2 separate regions of the Homo sapiens genome follow, and region 2 is linked to region 1. Evidence: read pairs that join two places in POLR2A ChIA-PET (ENCODE). Cell type or tissue: CD4-positive, alpha-beta T cell. All regions are shown on one strand.

Region 1 (5,000 bases):
GCAGAGCAGAGGAGATGGAATGAGGCGGAGTGGGGGTGCGGGGCTCAGCTGCTGCCACACACAGGGCTGCTTCCCTCAGCTGGGCGCCCCAGCCTGTCTCAACTTGTGGCAATGTCACGGCTCTGATGCTTTTGCCCCCAGCATTTCACATCTGGCCTCAACTCTAACTGCCCATCTGCTCCCTCCACCCTGTGCACCCTTTGGGCCTTTGCTTGAGCGGCTCACTCTGCCAGTAACTTCCCTGGCCAATATCTACCTACTGAAGCTGTACTCATCCTTCAAGGCCAGGCCTCAGCAGCTGTAACTCCTCCAAGAAGCCCTCCCTGATTCCCCCAGTTGGGGATGCCTTCTGCCTTCCCTGCCTCTTTTGGTGACCAGGACTTGTGGAGAACGTAGGAGGGAAGGAGGTGAGAAGGCAGAATGAATGGCTGGTGAGTAAGTGGTAGGCATGTGACCAGTGTGCCAGTTTTCCTGGAGGTGCAATTTGCCCTTCTATGGTTTTGCCAAGAGCAGGGGAACTAACGGCCCACAGTGACTGCCTTCTCAAGGTTGTGCAGCTCACCTGAATGTAGCAACAGAAAGGGAACAGGAGGGGCAGGGGCAGAGAAGCCTCCCGTCCCACGTAAATAATTACAAACAGAGCACATGACCCCTGGCGGTTTCTGAACGCGCCTGGCAACAGCTCCACCACCTGCTGTTTGGAAAGTCAGATTCACAGAAGCTACAATTACAGACTGTCAGCTGGGTCTTTTCATGGCTGGGGACCGGAGGCCAAAACTTACAGCCCCTAACTCCTAGCTCAGTGCTCTTTCCACTTCATCTCCCCTGCCACCTGCCAGACAATTTACACAAACAGCCCATGTGATGGGTGCCAGTGCAGAGATCTGGGGGGCCTTCTACGCTTGTATATCTCTACCTAGGGAACCATCTGTCTCGTGCTGTTTTTCTCCAGGCTCTGTCAAGGGTCTCATGACTCCACAGCTGGGAGAAGGGAGGGTGGGGGCAAAGAGAAAGAAAAAGAGGGTGGCAGAGAGGAAGGAAGGGGGAGGGATGGGAGAAAGGAAGGAGAAAAAGCTTCTTGGGGGTTGGCTGCTCTTTTGAAAGTGCACTCACACTTCCTCCCATTTCCTGTGGGCGGCCAGAGGCCTGAACACAGCTGCTCTGCTGCCTGGGGCCTGACAAAGGGAGTCCAGACCGCACCCAGCTCATCCACTGCCCCATCTTTTAGCTCTGCCTAACCCCTCAGCCCCATTCTGCTGAGTCCTTGAGGCCACCTCCACCAAAAGCTACTGCGCATGGCTTTATTTATCACAGATTTTCAAGTTCACAAGCAAAACACAGGGAGGAGTTGAAAAAGTACTTCACGGCTGGGAACAAGCCAGGGCTGTCCCTCATCAGGAAGAAGTCTTAAAAAGTGATTTCCTATTTTCAATTCCATGAGGTAATATAAGTAAAAAGAACCCCAGCATGGGCTGGCGCCAGCCTCATGCCGACCTACCTGCTGGGCTGGCCTGGGCCTCCTGTGAACAGAACTGGGGCAAAACATCTAACTCCGTCCACCCTTAGTTATTCTCTAGAGGCCATGAAATCTGAATTCCCATTTCCCAGAAAACCACTGCCAGGCCAGCACAAACGCCCCCTGCACTTGGTAGTTATGTTCCTCGCTGTTAATTAAGGAGCTGGCAGGCGGGTGCACACAGCACTCCCCTGCCACTCTGCCCAGTGCCCAGATAGCACAGAGGACCACTCGACAGAAGGAATGTTCTCAGCCCAGGCTGGCACCAACGCAGGTGCTCCTGAGGCCCAGCCAACAACAACTTCACCCAGGGCTCGTGAACTGGGGCAGGAAGCACCTGGCCAGTGACCCCCGTCCAAAGGACTGAGTTCACATCCAAGCTCCTCCACCCCAAGACCCACCATCCCAAATGCCACCTGCACAGAGGGCTGGCTCGAGGCCAGGCCCCATAAGGTGAGAGGGCAGAGGGCTGAGGGCAGAAAAGTCGTACTGTGTTGCCCACGCCTGCCCCCGTGACTCAGCGACGAATGGGCATGGCTCAGTATGTGTTTGTGGGATGGCTGAGTGCAGGGAGCTTTCTGCTTCTGCTCTGTCATTGCTTCTCTATCTGAGCAGCTCCCAGAAGACCAAGAACTGGTCTAGATTAGAGGCAGTGGTCAGTGGCCTGTGGCCAGATCCTGCAACAGATGAGAACCATCTGGGCCTTACTGGGCTTTTAAAAACACATGAATTAGTTGCTGATGTTTAAAAGTCAGGAGACCTCAATTATATAAAAGCAAAGGCAAGTAAACAAGTGACCCAAGAAAGAAAAAAACGTAGGGGGTGGGAAGCTTGTTTTCTTTCTTTTTAAATCAAAAGATGTGGCCCCCCGGGCCTCCATTCCTGCATAGTAACAGGTGCCCCTTGAGACAGGTTCCACACTCTTCAGTCTGCCGGGGGCCTCCAAGCCTGCTTCACTGGCCTGTCACCTGCTGGGCTATGCAGCCTTTTTGTGTTCACACTTCACCGTCTAGGGTTAGCTGGTGAGTCAAAAATGCTTCGTGGGCTCTTCCAGTCTTGCCCCAGTCCCCAAAAAGCCCATCCTCCTGCTCCCCGGAACTCAGCATTGTGGCCTCTGCTTTTCAAATATCTAACAGTAACTTGAACTTGAGACAAAAGTTCCTTTTCCCTACTGGACAGGAACTCGGGACAGGAACTCGAATTTCTCTGGAGGCAATCCTGGTTATAGAATGGAGATCTAACAGCAGCGTGCCACCCGCACATTGTTCATTATTCACAGAATCTAAATGCATCAGGAACCACATTATACTGCCTGCAGTAACACCCTAGCAAACATTAACAGCATGTGCTGCTCCGACACCACAGAAGCACCGCTTTGATGGTGCTCCCTTCTCTTTACCACACCCACATTTCCATGTCTTAATGCCTGCAAGCCCCAGAAGACAACAATCCTGACGTCAACCCAAGAGAAGAAATGGGCTCAGGGAGTGACGTGTGGCTAAGAAAGTCATACCCACAAGCCAGACTGTGGTCAGGTTTCCAGATCAGGCTGCAAGGCCCTCTGCTTCCTAAACACTTCCCTTGAAGGGCTCATTTGGGCAAAGGCACTCAATCTCTAGGAGCCTTGTGGCTAGGTGCTTCCTGCCCCAGTTCAAGCGCATTCTCTGGGTCAAGGTCAATGACAATCACAGCCTGAGCCCTGACCTTGTTTCCATGAAGCGCAGGATGTCCTCGGGTCTCAGGCACTTCTCCTGCTGGTAATATGCATGTGGCAGGAACTGAAACCGCAGCTGGTACACCTGGAATTTGTTCTGTTTTTCTTCCATACAGAAGGACTCCTGGACGTCAATTTTCTGCAACACCTGGAACCAGACGGACAGAGAGAACTTGACTTGTTCAGGTCCTAGGTGACTGCGCAATGTGAGTGGGTTACGAGACCCAAGGGTTTACAGAGATAGCAGCTGAGACCACAGGCCAAACCCCAAAGAAACCCTGGTGAGCTATACTGGTGTGGATCTGCTGGGGGGCCCACAGCCTGCAGTCACCTCCAGAGAGTGGCCTGAACCTCCTAGGAGTGGCCTCAGCAGAGCGGGTAGGCAAACTCAGGAAATGGTTTATTTTTCAGGCACAGGAGGATGCTGTGGAACTAATGACTCTCTTAAAAGCTTCCTGATCCATCTCTGCTCAGCACCTGGCAGAGACAGCTTATCTCTCATTGGTGGGAATCTGAGCCTAGGGTCAGAGCAGTAAGCAAAGCCTGTTCTTCACACATGGGGAGGATATAGGAACATGCCTTCACCCCGTCTGCAACCTGGGAAGGAGAGACGTTACCTCCCCCAAGCACACCCTGGTGAGTTGCTTCTTCAGGCTTTTCACTCTCTTCAGGGCTTTCTTGGTGTTGAGCACGGGCACGCTCATCATGGGTGTCTTGATGTTGGCGCTGGCCACCATGAGAATCTCCCGCAACCTGTCACAGAATAAGGGCACATCCAATCATGAGTGGCAACCAGACCTTCTGTTTGGGTGCAGCTTCTCCTAATGATGTCAGAGTTCTTTTGGAATCTGAGAGAGGCCTGGGGATCTCACAGGGATAATATGCTAGATCAGAGAATCCCAGCTCTGGCCTCGTGTGCAACAGTAAGGGACTCCCCTGTCAGTTTCCTCCCTGGAGGGCCCACTCCTTGTGCTCAGGGCTTTGTCTGATTCTTGTTTCCTATCACCTGTGCCTTGCAAACAACAGGTGCCTGCTGACGCTTACTGAATGAACAAGCGATGCAGGGAAGGCAACTAGCACCCACAGTGCTCCTGCTGAGCTCAGCCAGCCCTCACTGCCTGGATGTATAGTGGGTCCCAGCCTCTGGCCTTCCACAGAAGGACCCCCTGAGGTTTGGAAAGTGAGGTACCTGTCCAGAGTCTTTCTGCTAGAAAAAGGCAGGGCCAGGGACTGAATGCAGATGGGTCTGACCCCACACTCATTCCCCTTGTCCAGCACATATATTTACCTGAAGGGCCAGGGCCCAGGGCCACGTGGGGGCACGTTCTATGTGAATGGCTCCCCTGGAGTTGGGCAACCAGGCACCTTGTGTGGGGCTTGTTAACAATGTACGTTCCTGAGTCCTTCCCCCAGCAGTGTGCAGTCTCACAGGCATCCCCAGGAACGTGGATGCAGGAGTTGGCAGAGGAATAAATGGAGATCCTACCAGGCCTGGGCACCAAAGAAACCAGCTGGGCTCTGGAAATTCTAACCCTGATCCCCACTTTAATGAGACCCTGTCCCTCTCTCACACAGACACACTCTCTCATTCACACACACTCACTCACCCCCTCTCATTAAATGGCCCCTTCTCCAGGAGAGGCTAGGACAGACCCCACCCTGTGCTCCCTTGTGCCCCACACCTTGGAATGCCCAGGGTGACGTTCATCTCGCCTCTGCCTGCAAAGTGGAAGGTGTTGAGGGTCATCTGGGTGGAGGGCTCTCCGATGC
Region 2 (5,000 bases), 180 kb before region 1:
CTCCCAGTTTCAAGCCATTCTCCTGCCTCAGGTTCCTGAGTAGCTGGGATTACAGGCGTGCACTGACACACCCGGCTACTTTTTGTATTTTCAGTACAGACGGGGTTTCACCATGTTGGTCAGGCTGGTCTCAAACTCCTGACCTAGTGATCCACCTGCCTCCACCTTCCAAAGTTCTGGGATTATAGATGTGAGCCACCACGCCCAGCCCAAACTTAATTTTCTAGACTGTGGGTAGGGCACATTTCTCAGTAGTCACCTTCTGACTGTGACCCCTCCTGCGCCTAAGTGACAGTGGATGCAGTAGTAAATCCTGAGTGAGTTTCTACATGTCCTGGCAACGTCTAAAGCCACAGCAATTCCTTGTCCTCTTTTGTTTCAACTCGTTTAACAGATCTCCACTGATTGCCTGGAGACAGGGCTTTTTCTGTAGAGAGCTCACACAGAACTCCATCTCATAGCCACTCAGAACAGGAGGACCACATGGGCCATGTCCTCCACTCTGGGATGGTTTCTGTTCTTGCTTCAATGGTGCACAACCAGACATCATTGTCTTGGGGGCTTCCTCAGAGCTTGTCCCACATCTTTAAGTAAGTTGAACCGGCATCTGCTTCAGCTGCTCTCTTCCCCCTCCACTGCTTGCCCATAGCTCACAGCTCAGAAGAAAGTGCCTCAAGGCGAGTGCCGCACCTTCAGGAGCTGCAATGAAGAGAGGAAGCAGTGTGACTAGGCTGTGAGGACTCCAGAGCTCCCAGGAAGGCCTCAGAGGCGTCAGCTGGGGCCTGGGTGGCATTCATCCAGATGAGGCTCACTGGAAGCCAGGAGCTGGTGACTCTCTCGTAAAATACAAGAACTCCCGTTCGTCTTATATCCAGGGACAAAAATAAAGGTTTCAGTTTTTAACATCTTCCAGGCTGCGCTTGCAGGTTGCCCACAATTAAGACAAAGTAGACATCTGGTAGTGCCAATTGTTAATGCTGTGGCAGTGTGCCATAAAAACATCATGTGAAATTCACAGAAAGGTATTAAAAACAATCAAAGTAATTTTCCTCAGCAAAATCCCCACTTTCATTTCCACTCTGAAATCTTAAGGACAACCCTTCTCAGAAATACAAGTAAGTGGCATAATTCTTAGTAAAAGGCAATGTTCTATTGCACTTATTATTTTTTAAAAATCCGGAACAGGGCAGAGCATTCAGATTGAAAGAAAACTTGTGTCTGGCATTAATGAGATGTGGGAAGGAGCTCAATTCTGCCATGGATCACGTGATCTGGGGGCATCAGTGACCTTGTGGAACTTTCATTTCCCACACCTGTAAACTCTGGTGCTGGTCGCTTCTTCGCAGGTTGCTCTGATGCCCTAAGCATTTTGCCCAGTACCTGGCATGTGTGGAGACTTGTATGATATCACACAAGGACAATAACTGAGGGTCACGTTATTGACATATTTTACTCACATTTAAGTTATAACTCTTACCCAGTTAGAAGCAGAAAAAAATTTAAATAACCAAGTCATGGAAATAACACTACACTATAAACTCAACCAGTTGGTGGAAGCCTGGGGTGGGGTTGAGGGTGGGGACTGACTGCAGAGGGGCTCCGGGGAACTCGCTTGGGCCATGGGAATGTGCTAAAGCGGGATTGTGGTGACAGAGGCGTGGCTGCATAAGTTTTTAATACTCATCAAACAATGGGCTTCAAAGGATTAAATCTTATGTAGATTTCATCCCATCAACTGTTAGAAAAAAAAATAATCAGGAGATCTGGAGGCTGGACTCAGTTCTAGATTGATTTAACTAGCAGCGTCGTCTTTGTTAAAGCATTTCTCCCTAGGTCGAGGCTTCAGTTTTCTTACCTCTAAGATATCCCAGGAAGGCCTGGAAAGCGGGGAGCAGCACTAAGGAGAGAAAAGACTCGGTTTGAAGATGCTGGTGCCTGGGCTCACTGAATGCTTCAGCAGGGAGGGCCCTGCTTCCTTTAAAGGCACGGTGTAGGTCTGCAGAGTCCGAGAGAAGACGATGAAGAAGCGGCTGAGTCCATCTGGCCATAATTAACTGCACGCAATGCCATCCGCAGGGAGATAAGGTCTTTAGCTCTCAGAAAGGAGAGAGGGCCAAGTTCAAAATGCTGCTACTACACAGCCCAAACCGAAACTGACATCAACGTGCCCTCGTCTCTCTTAAAACATCTTTTGAGTGCAATTTCACATCTGAACCACACTTTCAAAGTGTCCAGGCATCCCTTCAGAGCCCACTGGTAGTCTTTTTAACAACTGGCACATTAAGGGACATATTTAAATAGAAAATACAAAACCCACAACTGCCACAGCCACACTTCCTCTGCTGCAGTAATGAAGGCGGGGACCAGCGTCACCAGACAATGCTCAAGTCTAGCAGGGCTGGCAGGGTCCCACTCACACTGTGGGCTGCTGAGTGGAACCAACAGAGCTAACAGGGCCCCACCCTTATGGCTCTGAGACCTTCTTCTGCCCATATACATCCACGATAATTCAAATTTGTCCACGTGCTCTTGTGGTAAGGATCAAATCTCCACTGACTGCCTGGAGACGGGATTTTCTTCATGGAGAGCTCACACAGAACTCCATGTCATAGCCACTCAGAACACGAGGACCACACGGGCCATGTCCTCCACTCTATTCTTGCTTCAGTGATGCACAAATTAAGGAGCTGCTTCGTGCTTAGTGTAGCATTCAAGGCCTTTTGCTATCTGGCCCTGTCTCATTTTCAGTCCCATATCCTGTGATCCCTCCTCCCCAAATCCTCAGTGATAGGCAACTCTTGCCATTCCTCTCATGTGCAAAGCATTCTGAGGCCTGCACTTCTGCACAAACCACCTCTTCTGCGTGGAAGGAAGCAGGATATCCTGTCAGGACCGTTTTGAAAAGTGGAGCATTTTAACAAGGTCAAAATGTTAAAAACCTACTTAAAAAAATTCTCTAGTAACACAATAAGACACCCTCAATTCCACCATAATTATAGCAGGCTTTCACTTTCTATTTTACTAGTTTCAAACTCACGGAGTTTTACAAACATGTTTGACTTACACAGCTGCCCCCCATTCCTTCCTCTTTCTCTATGAAAAATTACAGGGGACTTTCTCCTTTACTTATTTCCGTATTACTTGAATTTTTGGTGTTTTTTTTAAATAATTGAAAAAAGTAACCTTTTAGAAATCGCTCAGCACTGGGGTGACATGGTAGATGGACACTGTGGGCTGCTGCTCAGTTTTGCTTAAGTGGCTTTGGCTCCTTCTCCAGGCAGGTAGGTGTAGGACCAGGGAGGCCAACTCCCCCATCAGAAGTCCTCCCAACCCCCCTCGTCAGTGATTGGTCAGGAGTCCTCACTGAAGCCCATCAAGGAAGGGCATTGGCATCTATGAAGGCTACTATTGGTCCAGCCATGAGCTTAGGTCTAAAAATTGGCCCAGTAGCCTAATGAAAGGACTTACATTCCATGGTTCAGGGAGAAGGGGCAGGGAGCGGGTGCTGGGCTTTTCCCTGTCTACCAGTGGATGTTTAGGTTGAAGAGAACTATCAGTCCTGTTCCTCACATTAAACCTAAGGTGCATTACTGATGTACTCAAAGAATTACAAGTTATAACCGGATTTTCTGTACAATCTAGAGTTCACAGGTAATGGAAGATTACACTGTGATTCAAGTACTATCTCCCCTTCCCCCTGAAGTTGAATATATGTAAGTGCATATTAAGTAATGTAAGATGTTAAGCACACAGCCCCTGTCTCCCAAGACCTGGCCTGGAAAACAAGTGGGGAAGATGAACAGCTGAAATCCTACAATGATAAACATCAGGATTAAGGCATGAGGGGGCTCTCTCACACACACAGAGGGACGATCAGGGATAGCCTCTTAGAAGGGGTAACCGCTGAGCTGAGACTTGACTTAAAATACGAGTAACAGAAGGGCGAAGGGCAGGGAAAGGCTCTAGGCAGCAAAGAAAGAAAGAATGCAGCAAATAGAGGAAAGTTCTTTTCAACAAATGGTCCTGGGACAACTGGAGAACAACATGCAAAAGGATGACCTTGGACCCTGACCTCACACTGATATGGTTTGACTCTTTGTCCCCACCCAAATCTCATCTGGTAGCTCCCATAATTCCCATGTGTTGTGGGAAGGACCCAGTGGTAGATGACTGAATCATGGGGGCAGGTCTTTCCTGTGCCGTTCTTGTGGTAGTGAATGGGTCTCATGAGATCTGATGGTTTTAAAAATGGGAGTTTCCCTGCACAGTTTCTCTCTTTTGCCTGCTGCCATTCATGTAAGACGTGACTTGCTCCTCCTTGCCTTCTGCCATGATTGTGAGGCTTCCCCTGCCATGTGGAGTTGTAACTACAATTAAACCTCTTCTGTAAATTGCCCAGTCTTAGGTATGTCTTTATCAGTAGTGAAAATGGACTAATATACCATATACAAAAATTAATGCAAAACGAATCAAAGACCTAAATGTAAGAGGTAGTATGTTATAAACATACTAGAAGAAAACTTGGGACTAAACAATAGTTTCTTAGATATGACACCAAAAGCATAAATGACCAAAGGAAAAATAGGTAAATTGGGTTTCATCAGAATTAAAGACTTTTGTGCTAAAAATGATACCCTAAAGAAAGTGAAAAGACAACTTAGAGAGTGGAGAAAATACTTGGAAATCACATACCAGATATAGGGTACTGGTATCCAGAACACAGAAAGAACTCTTACAATTTAAGAATAAAAAGTCAAATAGCCCAATTAAAAATGGGCAAAGGATCTGAATGGGCATTCCTCCAAAGAAAACACACATACGGTCAATGAGAGCACATGGGAAAGATGCTCAGCATCATTAGCTATCAGCAAATCAAAACCACAATGAGATATCACTTAACATCTATCAGGATGACAGTAGTAAAAAAGGAAAGATAATAACAAATGTTGATAAAGATGCGGAGAAACTGAAACTCTGGTACCTTGCTTACAAGAATGTAA

What was found. Peaks named below come from ENCODE experiments on the same cell type or tissue, not always from the same donor. Only the 100,000 strongest peaks of a DNase experiment are listed, where the experiment ranks them.
Region 2: POLR2A ChIA-PET joins it to region 1 with 28 read pairs; 10 of 35 experiments call an interaction of 5 or more read pairs at or near these places.

The regions. Positions count from the first base shown.
Region 1 is chr2:86,035,480-86,040,479 of GRCh38, forward strand. It overlaps POLR1A (RNA polymerase I subunit A), which reads right to left. Exons shown (of 34, transcript NM_015425.6): 25 at 4,913-5,000; 26 at 3,848-3,983; 27 at 3,221-3,378. Among named protein-coding and RNA genes, the nearest start is that of POLR1A, 68 kb to the right of the region's middle. RefSeq lists enhancers at 440-499, 3,848-3,978 and a silencer at 1,170-1,219. In CD4-positive, alpha-beta T cell, a CTCF peak has its summit at 615; DNase peaks (open chromatin) are centred at 642, 1,162, 2,042, 2,982 and 5 weaker places; H3K4me3 peaks cover 891 bases; H3K27ac peaks cover 4,891 bases.
Region 2 is chr2:85,851,005-85,856,004 of GRCh38, forward strand. All of the region lies in intron 3 of ST3GAL5 (ST3 beta-galactoside alpha-2,3-sialyltransferase 5), which reads right to left. Among named protein-coding and RNA genes, the nearest start is that of ST3GAL5, 35 kb to the right of the region's middle. RefSeq lists enhancers at 2,443-2,582, 2,593-2,692, 3,063-3,192. In CD4-positive, alpha-beta T cell, no CTCF peak of the experiment used is centred here; DNase peaks (open chromatin) are centred at 727, 2,367, 2,947 and 4,227; H3K4me3 peaks cover 3,301 bases; H3K27ac peaks cover 5,000 bases.